Regions from separate parts of the Mus musculus genome. Here region 1 is linked to region 2. The links are chromatin contacts, found by Hi-C or POLR2A ChIA-PET in ENCODE. All regions are on one chromosome and are shown on one strand. The core of a region is the stretch at or near the end of the contact, and the rest is flanking DNA. Distances in the headings are between cores, read along the strand shown. Region 1 holds the start of Ppp4r3b (protein phosphatase 4 regulatory subunit 3B). Region 2 holds the start of Pnpt1 (polyribonucleotide nucleotidyltransferase 1).

Region 1 (4,056 bases), core at 151-2,650, 42 kb before region 2:
GTCTAACAAAACAAATTACAAGGACCCCAGAGAGACTTACCATACAAATGATATTTATCCTTTTCCTTTGACAAACCCTCCTCTTCATAATGTAGAAATAAATGCCTCTTAACTCCTAATGAGGGACTCTGCACTAGTACAACATTTGCCCAAAATGATCTAAGATTGCTATTCTTTTATTTCTTGAATGCATTAGCTGTTCCAGTTGGGCAGCTCTTGAGTATATATAAGTAGTAGCTTTTTTATTATGGCTGTCAGTTTTTAATATTAAAATGGTTTCTATGAATTCTGCAATCAACAAATACAACTTCACAGTCCGCTTTAGTTTTCTAACTTGCCGAGATTGTGGAACCCACTTTTTCACTCCCTACAACGGCAGCCTTGGAGGGATCAATCAATAAATATGTACGTGCTTGTGTGTTTCGTGGCAACAGTCTGTAGTAACTCCAAGAGAAAGTCCGTTTTAGTTTTCCCCAGCACCTGGCGATTGGAACAACTGAAACTTGTTTTTAAGGCAGAGTTTCTCTAAACCTTTTATGCTACATAGGTACAACCGACAGGACTGTACCTAAAGCGGCTCGGGAGTCGGGGGTCATCTCATGGGCGATATTCCTACCTGGTCTTCTACTGACTTCCCACTCATACATTCTAAACCTCAACTACCGGGTTGGGATGGGGGGGTGGGGGGGGGGGGAGAAGGAGTCAAATCCTCAATAGGGATGGAGGCGGAGAACTGCGAGTTCACGTCTGACAGAGAGTAAATCCAGGCCCAGCAGTTTGTTTTTATCGTAAAGAAGGGCAGGCTCAAGACCAATGCGCTGTCCCTAGTGGTGCTAGTCAGAATACAGTACCGGAGCGCAGCGCTTAACCCTCAGGTTGTGCCGCAACCGATGCACTATCCCCTACCCCACCGTTCCAATACCCTTACCGTCGGACTCGGCACGAACCAGCAGCGACATCCCCTTGAGCTCCTCTACGTAAGTGGAGGAGACGTGCCCGGTGCCTCGGTCGTCCCATTGCCGGTCTTCGTTAAGGGTATAGACCTTCACTCGCCTCCGTGTATCCGACATGGTGGCTTCTGGCCCCACCGTTCCAGCCGCCACCTCCTCGCTCACCTCGCCGGTATCCCTCACTCTTGAGAGCCGGTAGTGGCGGCAGCGGCGGTGGTGGCAGCGACTCTGGAGAGGCCCGAGTTTACCATGGCTCTAAAGGTTTAGCCGCGAGAAGGGGTGACCAGAGCCACCGAGAGCCCTCCGCTCGTGGTCTCCGCTACCCCTCCCTTCACCGCGGCGCACAACCACTCTCCCTTCCTTTTGCGTCCCGGAGCTCGCTCGCTCTCCCGCTGCCGCCGCCCGCCGCGGTTACTACTACAGATCCGCCATCTTGTAACCCGACTCTCTGCCTTTCTCTTCCTCTTCCAGCAGGTTCGTACGGGCTGCCCTAGCAGGGGCTACGGCGGCCGACGAGCCCAACGCACAGTACCTTTACCTCCGAACACACTTCCGGAGAGTCAGACCTCGGCGATCTCGCGAGGAGTGCGCCGCCGAGGTGAGCCGGCCAAGGAGGGACTTCCTCCTCTTTCGGCCCCGCTTCCTGATTCGGGAATCTCAGTTGGGCGGGGAAGTCCCGCGAGCTTTTCTACCTGCGCCGGGAGGAAGCGTGTGTAGAAGGTTGCCTTGGCGATGGAGTTGCCGAGTTGTTCTTCGGGATTTGTAGGGCTGATGTTGGTCATGTGGCGGGTTGTCAACTCTGGACTTGCTCTCAGCAGAACAGAGCCAGGCTGAGAAGTCCGAATGCGTGCACAGGACTAGAGTGAAGCCAAGTGTAGGGACTCAGGCTGACAGCCCGAAAAGGACTGAGACGGGGTGAGGGTGTTCGAGTCATTCGTGAAGACGATGGGAGGTCGAGCCTTCACCCACTAAAATCCGTTATAGAATCTGCGAGGCTTCTGCCGGGAAGGTGTTCCATGGCCACGATGAGCAGTGGGCGATCTAATGTTCCACAAACGCGTTGACAGTTCCTATTTCCCGCCGAAGCGTTCTTCCGTTAGCCGGGTACCACGGACCATTAAAAGGTTCAGAGAGACCGGCGGCAGCGACGAGGCAAGCACAGGCGTACAGCCTCACAATCCTCGGGGAGCTCTCAGCTTCATGTGCCGCAAGAACGGTTTCCAGCGTGAAGTTAACGTCGCTCAGAGCGTGACGCTCGCCCGAAGGCATCCGCTCCCAGCGTAGTTCTGCCGCCTCTCCGTTCTCTTATATGGTCCCTCAACTCTTGGCTCTAACCTGAAAGGTGAACACGGGGCAGGTGCACATGTTGATCCCGCGGTGTATTTCGGGAGTTGTAGTCATCACCATGCTTGTCAAAGTGTGCTTATGATTTGACGAGGTTAGGCGGCAACTCATGTTTAAAAGGGTGTCTTATGTACATAGTCGCTTGATTGAAAAGGATTTCAAAATTTGAACTATCATTGCGATTCTTTAAATGTATGAGGGACCAAGAAAATTAGCCTGGTCTGCTGTCATTTGCCTGTAACGACTGCATATGGAAATTGCAGCCTATGGTATGTAACAGGATTCTGCCTATGATAAAAGGACGTGAATCACTATACATAAGTCCCTGATAATCTGTGACTGATATGGACAAAATGTACTTTGAACCAGGGAAAATATGACTTGTTTGGGGAAGGCCATAGAAAGCTTTCCAGAGTCAGTGTTTTAGCCCAATGTTAGAGGACACCCAAGGATTTGTCTAAGCATCCTTTTCATTGCCCACTCTAAAGGAGAAAAGAACGTTGGCAAGAGCACTGGATAGATCCTGGAAGCCCACTCAGCCTTTAGGACAGAAATTTCAGGTGCCCAGAGCATTCTCTGTAGAATGTTTTGGTCAGGGTCCATCCAGCTTATGCTGTAGTCTGGAAGCATCACTGTGCCATAGCCATACCTTCCCCCAGAGTCTTTTACAAGGAAACTACAACTCCAAAAGGTTGTAGCCCAAATGAGCCCCTGATGTCCTTGATCTTTACAAGTAATACCTTTATATGTGAAAAAATTAAAATGGCAAAGAACTTCTGCAATGCAAGGTAAGTCTCTTCAGCTCCCGCTTCCCGCTATTCTCCAGAAAACAGTGACTATATCACTCCCCACTAGATCCCCTCTCATTCTCACTGTGTGTGAGGTTAGACTGGGGGCAGTTCCTTGGTGTGTGTCCTATACATTTGTACATTTGATTTAATGCTGCTATCATCATCTAAAAATGTTAAGTAATTTTTGAACATTGTTTTCTTTCCACTAGGTTTTATGCTGTATTTTGTTTTAGAAATAGTTTAGCATGTGCAAATGTGTGTGTAAATATACTGTAGTTGTCTTTTGATGATTTAAATGACTGTTTCCAGGACTCAAATCCATCCCAATATCTGTATGATGAAGTCTTTCATATAAAATGGCATATGTTTTGCTTATAACCTATAAGGTCCTGCAGAATAATTTGTATCATTTTTGGATTATATTACTATAATACTTTATATAGTTATATTACAATACAAATGCCACACATTTTTAAAAAAGATTTTTATTGCGTGTGTTTTTGTATGTGTGTGGTTACCAGAAGGTTTTGGATGCTCTAGAACCAGAGTTATAGTTGTGAATAGCCAGATGGGTTCTCCACCAGAATTCTTTAACTGCTGAAACATCTCATCACTGCCATAGAAGCTTTTAAAAAATGAGATTTATTCATTTGGTGAAGGGAGGGGCTGTGCTACAACATAGTGTAGAAGTCAGTCCTAGAAGTCAAAGTCAGGTTGTCAGTCTTGGCGGCAAGCACATTAGAACCCTTTCTCCTACCTGACACAGGTATTTTTGCAGGAGGAAAAAAAATGCAGAAAACAAAAAACAAAAAACCCTCCCTTAAGCCATATGAGTTTGGTAGAATTCATGTATATAATATGTATGTATGTATGTATATTGTTACCACTTTCAGTTCTCTGATGACCTTCTCTGAGAATGATTGTGTGTGTGTGTGTGTGTGTGTGTGTGTGTGTGTGTGTGTGTGTGTATT
Region 2 (4,660 bases), core at 810-3,309:
CTTTGCTAAGTAAAAATAATTGGAGAATCGAGGGGAAAAAAAGAATGAAATGCTCCCAATTGTCAGAGAAAAAAAGAGTAAGTAGGAGTTGTGACCATCAAAAGCACAAGAGATTTAAGCGCAGCTTAAAGACAATGAGAACCAAGGCAAAAGATGCATCTGGAGAAGGAAGTATGGTAGGGAGAAAACGGAATTCCTAACTATTAACTCCCATCTTATGACTCAGCTCAGTCTCTTATCGTCCCTTGCTTTGTTGGCTGTATTAACCCAACACACAAACTGTTCTCTTCCCTATTAAAATAATTTTAAAATTTCTCTATTACTTTATGGAAAAAAATACAAACTTTTGAATATTGACTACAAAGACTTTCATGTTCTGATATATAACAGTGTTTTGTACGCTAAGTTAAAAATAATAAAGACTATCTTCTGATAAATAACATTTTGAATGCTTAAAAACTTAACAAAGATGTTGAGATGGTCACATACTTCATATAAAAATAAAAACTCAAAATAGACTCATATGTCCATCCATCTTGACCCAGTTCTGACCCTCAATCTTTAGCTGAGCTCTACCCTCTGGCTTGGCCCTATGGGCCTCCAGCTGCTCTCCAAATGGGACTACCAGCTGTAGTCTCTCAGTATGTGTCTTAGCTCTTTGCCTCTAGTCTAATAAGTCTTTCAAATCTTTGAACTATGCAGCATCTTTAATATGCACAGAAATATATAGAAATACACAAATATTATTAGTGTACAAAGTATAATGTGCAATCAGAGAGTTGGTATTAGTTAGCAATTGATGGTGGAATAAAAGCATGTTTGTCAACAACCAGATTATATCAAAGGAAATTTGAACGACCTGACAAATTGCGATATCAGAACTGAAACAGTATGTTATTCAATGAATTCTAATAATGCAGAAAGTCAGAAAGATTTTGGGGGGTAGGGAGTACATGTAATTTTGATTGTTCCAAGAAAGCTATTAAGTTTATGGTGTTTACATGTAATTTTGATTGTTCCAAGAAAGCTATTAAGTTTATGGTGTTTTGTTGTTGTTGTTTACTTTGTCTCATAACAATTTACTTTTCAATATTATATTGTATAAAATACCTCCAAATACATAGTGGACCCATAGCATAGCTAGCCTCTGGGGTTTGGAAGTAGGCATTTGGGAATAAATGGAAGAGTTCTGAAGTTTCTATATGCCAAACCATGTGAGTGAATGCCTACCTAAATACTCTATGAACATAAACAAGAAGATTGATAGAATGAACAAGCAGAACACAGTGATGGGAAGAGTAATCGGATGCCAAGGGAGGACACGGGGCAGCGGCCTGCCACAAAAAGTAGAGCTTTAGGGAAAAGCTTTAAAAAAACCTATTATTTAAAATATCCACATATACACCCCCGCCGTGTGTCTTGTTAACTGAGAAATTTGCCTTTTTGACCTTTTGTTGGATGGTAACTGTACTTTCACTACAGGTTTAACAGGACTATGTGCATCTTATAACTGGCATTCATCTCCGGCTCACACCGGCCATCAGTGGACCTGGGGCACGGAACGATAACGCATTACCTAGGGTTTCCTACTTCAGAGCTCGAGGTCTCGGAAAATAGAGAAAGGATGTCTGGGGCACAGGCAATAGGACTCAGGAAGTTCACCGCAGGGCTAGGAGGAAGATGAAGAGGCAAAAGGCAGCGGCCAGCTTGGGAAAGGGAGACAGACTTTAAATCCGGAAAAAGGAAATCTCGACCTTAGGTTTGGAGTAGAGAACTTAAGAGACTTAGGCTGCTTGATTCCTACCCTGGGGGGGATTTGACTTCTGGGGCTGAATGGACAAGACAGACGCCGCGTGAAAACCGCGAACTCACACCGTTTCTCACCTGTGTCCCAGGTCTACAGTCACCGCTCTGGATCCGGTGCTGCTCCACAACGCTCGCATCTGCAAATAGCTGAGTGCCCGATTCCGCCCGGGCCGGCCGAGGGGGCCGCAGCCCAGCGGTCGGAGGCACGGGCACAAGCAGCACAGCCTGCAGGCCGCCATGACACCCAGAGCGTGGAAGGCCTGGGCAGCGCCTCATTGGCCAGCACTCCTGTGGGCGGAGTCGGACGCAGTTTCGTTTCCGTGGAGCCTGCAAACTGCCGGGAAAGCAATCCTTGCAGGCTTTCTGTAATTGCCAGAGTCAAACCACCAGAATGCGTTTCTTTCAGTCAGCTTTTATTCCCCCACCCTTATCGGTGAAAAATAAGTACTACCTTAAAAAAAATGTATAGATTTAAAGAAAGCCCTTTAATACTTCCCGCGCCGTGTGTGTGTGTGTGTGTGTGTGTGTGTGTGTGTGTGTGTGTGCGCGCGCGCGCTAGTGTTATCACGGTTTGAAAGAAAGTCTTAGAACAATGTGTTTAATAAATGTAACAGTAAATAAATACTGAACAACTCACGATTATTTGGTTCTTACCTAAAGATCTAGGTTTGTGTCTATGGAAGGCCACCTGTAATTCCAACGTTCAGAGGCTGAGAATGAATCCATGAATCATCCTGGCTTGTTAGACTTGCCTGAGGGCTCCAGGTTCAGCAAGGGACCCTACCTCAAAAAATAAGTAGAGCGCTATCAAGCAAGACACCGTACTTTAACCTCTGGCTTCCACACATTCTTAACGTACACACACACACACACACACACACACACATATATATATATATATATATATATATACACACACGCGCACGCGCACACAGGCACACACGCCCAGTCACCTGCACACACTGGTGTATCCACACACATGCAAACTCGCACACACTTAGACACAAACATAACAAAGCAAAGCAAAACAAAACAAAACAAAAAACAAGAAAAAACTTTTTTTTTTGAGAACCCCTTGAATAATTTACCATTCATTCAGTTGTAAGTTTTGGAGAGGTATATTAAAATGGGAAGGAGTCTATGTTTCCTAATGTCACTCTAAAATAATTAGAATAGTAGTAATTTTGAGTCATAAATCAAAAGGAAATAAAAGCATTGATGTTATTCGACGCGTTCTCACGACCGGCCAGGAAGAACACCACAGACCAGAATCTTCTGCGGCAAAGCTTTATTCTTACATCTTCAGGAAAAGAGAGCAAGAAGCAAGAGAGAGAGAAAACGAAAACCCCGTCCCTCTTAAGGAGCATTCTCCTTCGCCTCGGACGTGTCACTCCTTGATTGGCTGCAGCCCATCGGCCGAGTTGACGTCACGGGGAAGGCAGAGCACAAGTAGTCATAAGATACCCTTGGCACATGCGCAGATTATTTGTTTACCACTTAGAACACAGGATGTCAGCGCCATCTTGTAACGGCGAATGTGGGGGCGGCTCCCAACATCTCCCCCTTTTTCTTTTAATAAGAGCAAATAGGCCACCCATATTAATGAGAGTGGAGATAGAGGTCAAATCCCCAGTGTGTAGGTAAAGGAGCCATGTACAGGATTAGCTCTTAGGCTTACAGGCTTTTACCCAGAGCAACCCTGACCTGCTCCCGTGTCGTTTTGCCTGGGGGAAGGGAACTAGGACACTGAACCTTCATGAAAGATGACATGTCTCCCTAGAATAGGCTCATATATGCCGCAGAGCCTTTCCATTGCAGTGCTTAGCCTTGCAACTCTCTCGGGCTGCTGAAGCACACTCACTCTATCCCGTGCAATGAGTCTAGCCTCATGGGATATAAGAGCTGAGTGGCCAGCGACCTATTGCCTAAGCATAGATAACCATATATCAGGGGGAGCTCCATGTTCTAGTCCTGCAAGCGCCTGGGCAATAACCACCTTGTCTCTCCTAGTTTAGGCCTTAAGCTTACAGACCAATCAAAGAAGCAACACTAATCCACAGCAAAGTGTATCTCCAAATAATATTAATCCCACCCATTTTTTAAAGAAAGAAAATGCTGAGGAGATCCAATTGGGTAATCCTTTGGTCAGGGACAGGTCCAAGCGCGTGGAGTTGACCTGAATGATGGCAAGCCTCGAAGGGTCTGTTCAAATTCAGCCATCCAATTCTGTAACATATACTGAAAAAGACTTTTTGACAAATTAGCTGCCCTAGTAAATTTAACATACTGAATGGAAATAACACACAATCCCGGAAACTTTTGTTCACATCCCTGCTGAGTTATTTGTCATAATACATCTAGTTGTATCTGGACAAGATCTATGAGTTGATTAACCAGCATGAGACCTCCCTGTATCTTGACATTAGCTGAGGCCTGTTCATCTATGACTGTAGTCACTGAGGCTGACAAAGTGTTAATGGTGTCAGTCATCTGGACCTGTCCAGACAGAGCCAAGGCTGTCTGAATTAAGGCCAAACCCAGTTCCCAGTTAGTGGTAAAAAAGCAGGAGAATACTTGAGCATTATACATCACCGTCATTGGGAGTGGAAATGTCGACATTATCCCCCAACGCTGCTCTCTCTTTATTATTGACGCCCTGGACATCACCAAGACGAGGGACATTAGTATTTCCTTGGTCAGTCTGGATTTTTCGGGTGAGTCTTTCTGGTATCCAAAATGGGTTGTTTTCATTCTGTGGGAAAACACAGATAGCTCCCCTGGATCTTATCAAGATAGGATCCGGGCCATACCATTTATTATCAAGGACATTTTTCCATTTAACCATCTCATTGGG

The links. A loop is a pair of places that touch in the nucleus more often than their neighbours do. ChIA-PET counts read pairs that join two places held with the same protein, here RNA polymerase II (POLR2A).
Region 1: a loop to region 2 is called in a map of heart, with 5 times the contacts of the local background. The contact joins the promoter of Ppp4r3b here to the promoter of Pnpt1 in region 2. A Hi-C loop is called at or near these places in 3 of 37 maps with a recorded cell type or tissue (heart and left cerebral cortex). POLR2A ChIA-PET finds 5 or more read pairs at or near these places in 1 of 5 experiments (Patski).

What each region holds. Positions count from the first base shown.
Region 1 is chr11:29,170,320-29,174,375 of GRCm38, reverse strand. Ppp4r3b (protein phosphatase 4 regulatory subunit 3B) reads right to left here and starts at 1,400. Exons shown (of 16, transcript NM_134034.3): 1 at 929-1,400. The coding sequence starts at 1,070.
Region 2 is chr11:29,128,143-29,132,802 of GRCm38, reverse strand. It overlaps Pnpt1 (polyribonucleotide nucleotidyltransferase 1), which reads right to left and starts at 2,059. Exons shown (of 28, transcript NM_027869.2): 1 at 1,885-2,059. The coding sequence starts at 2,045.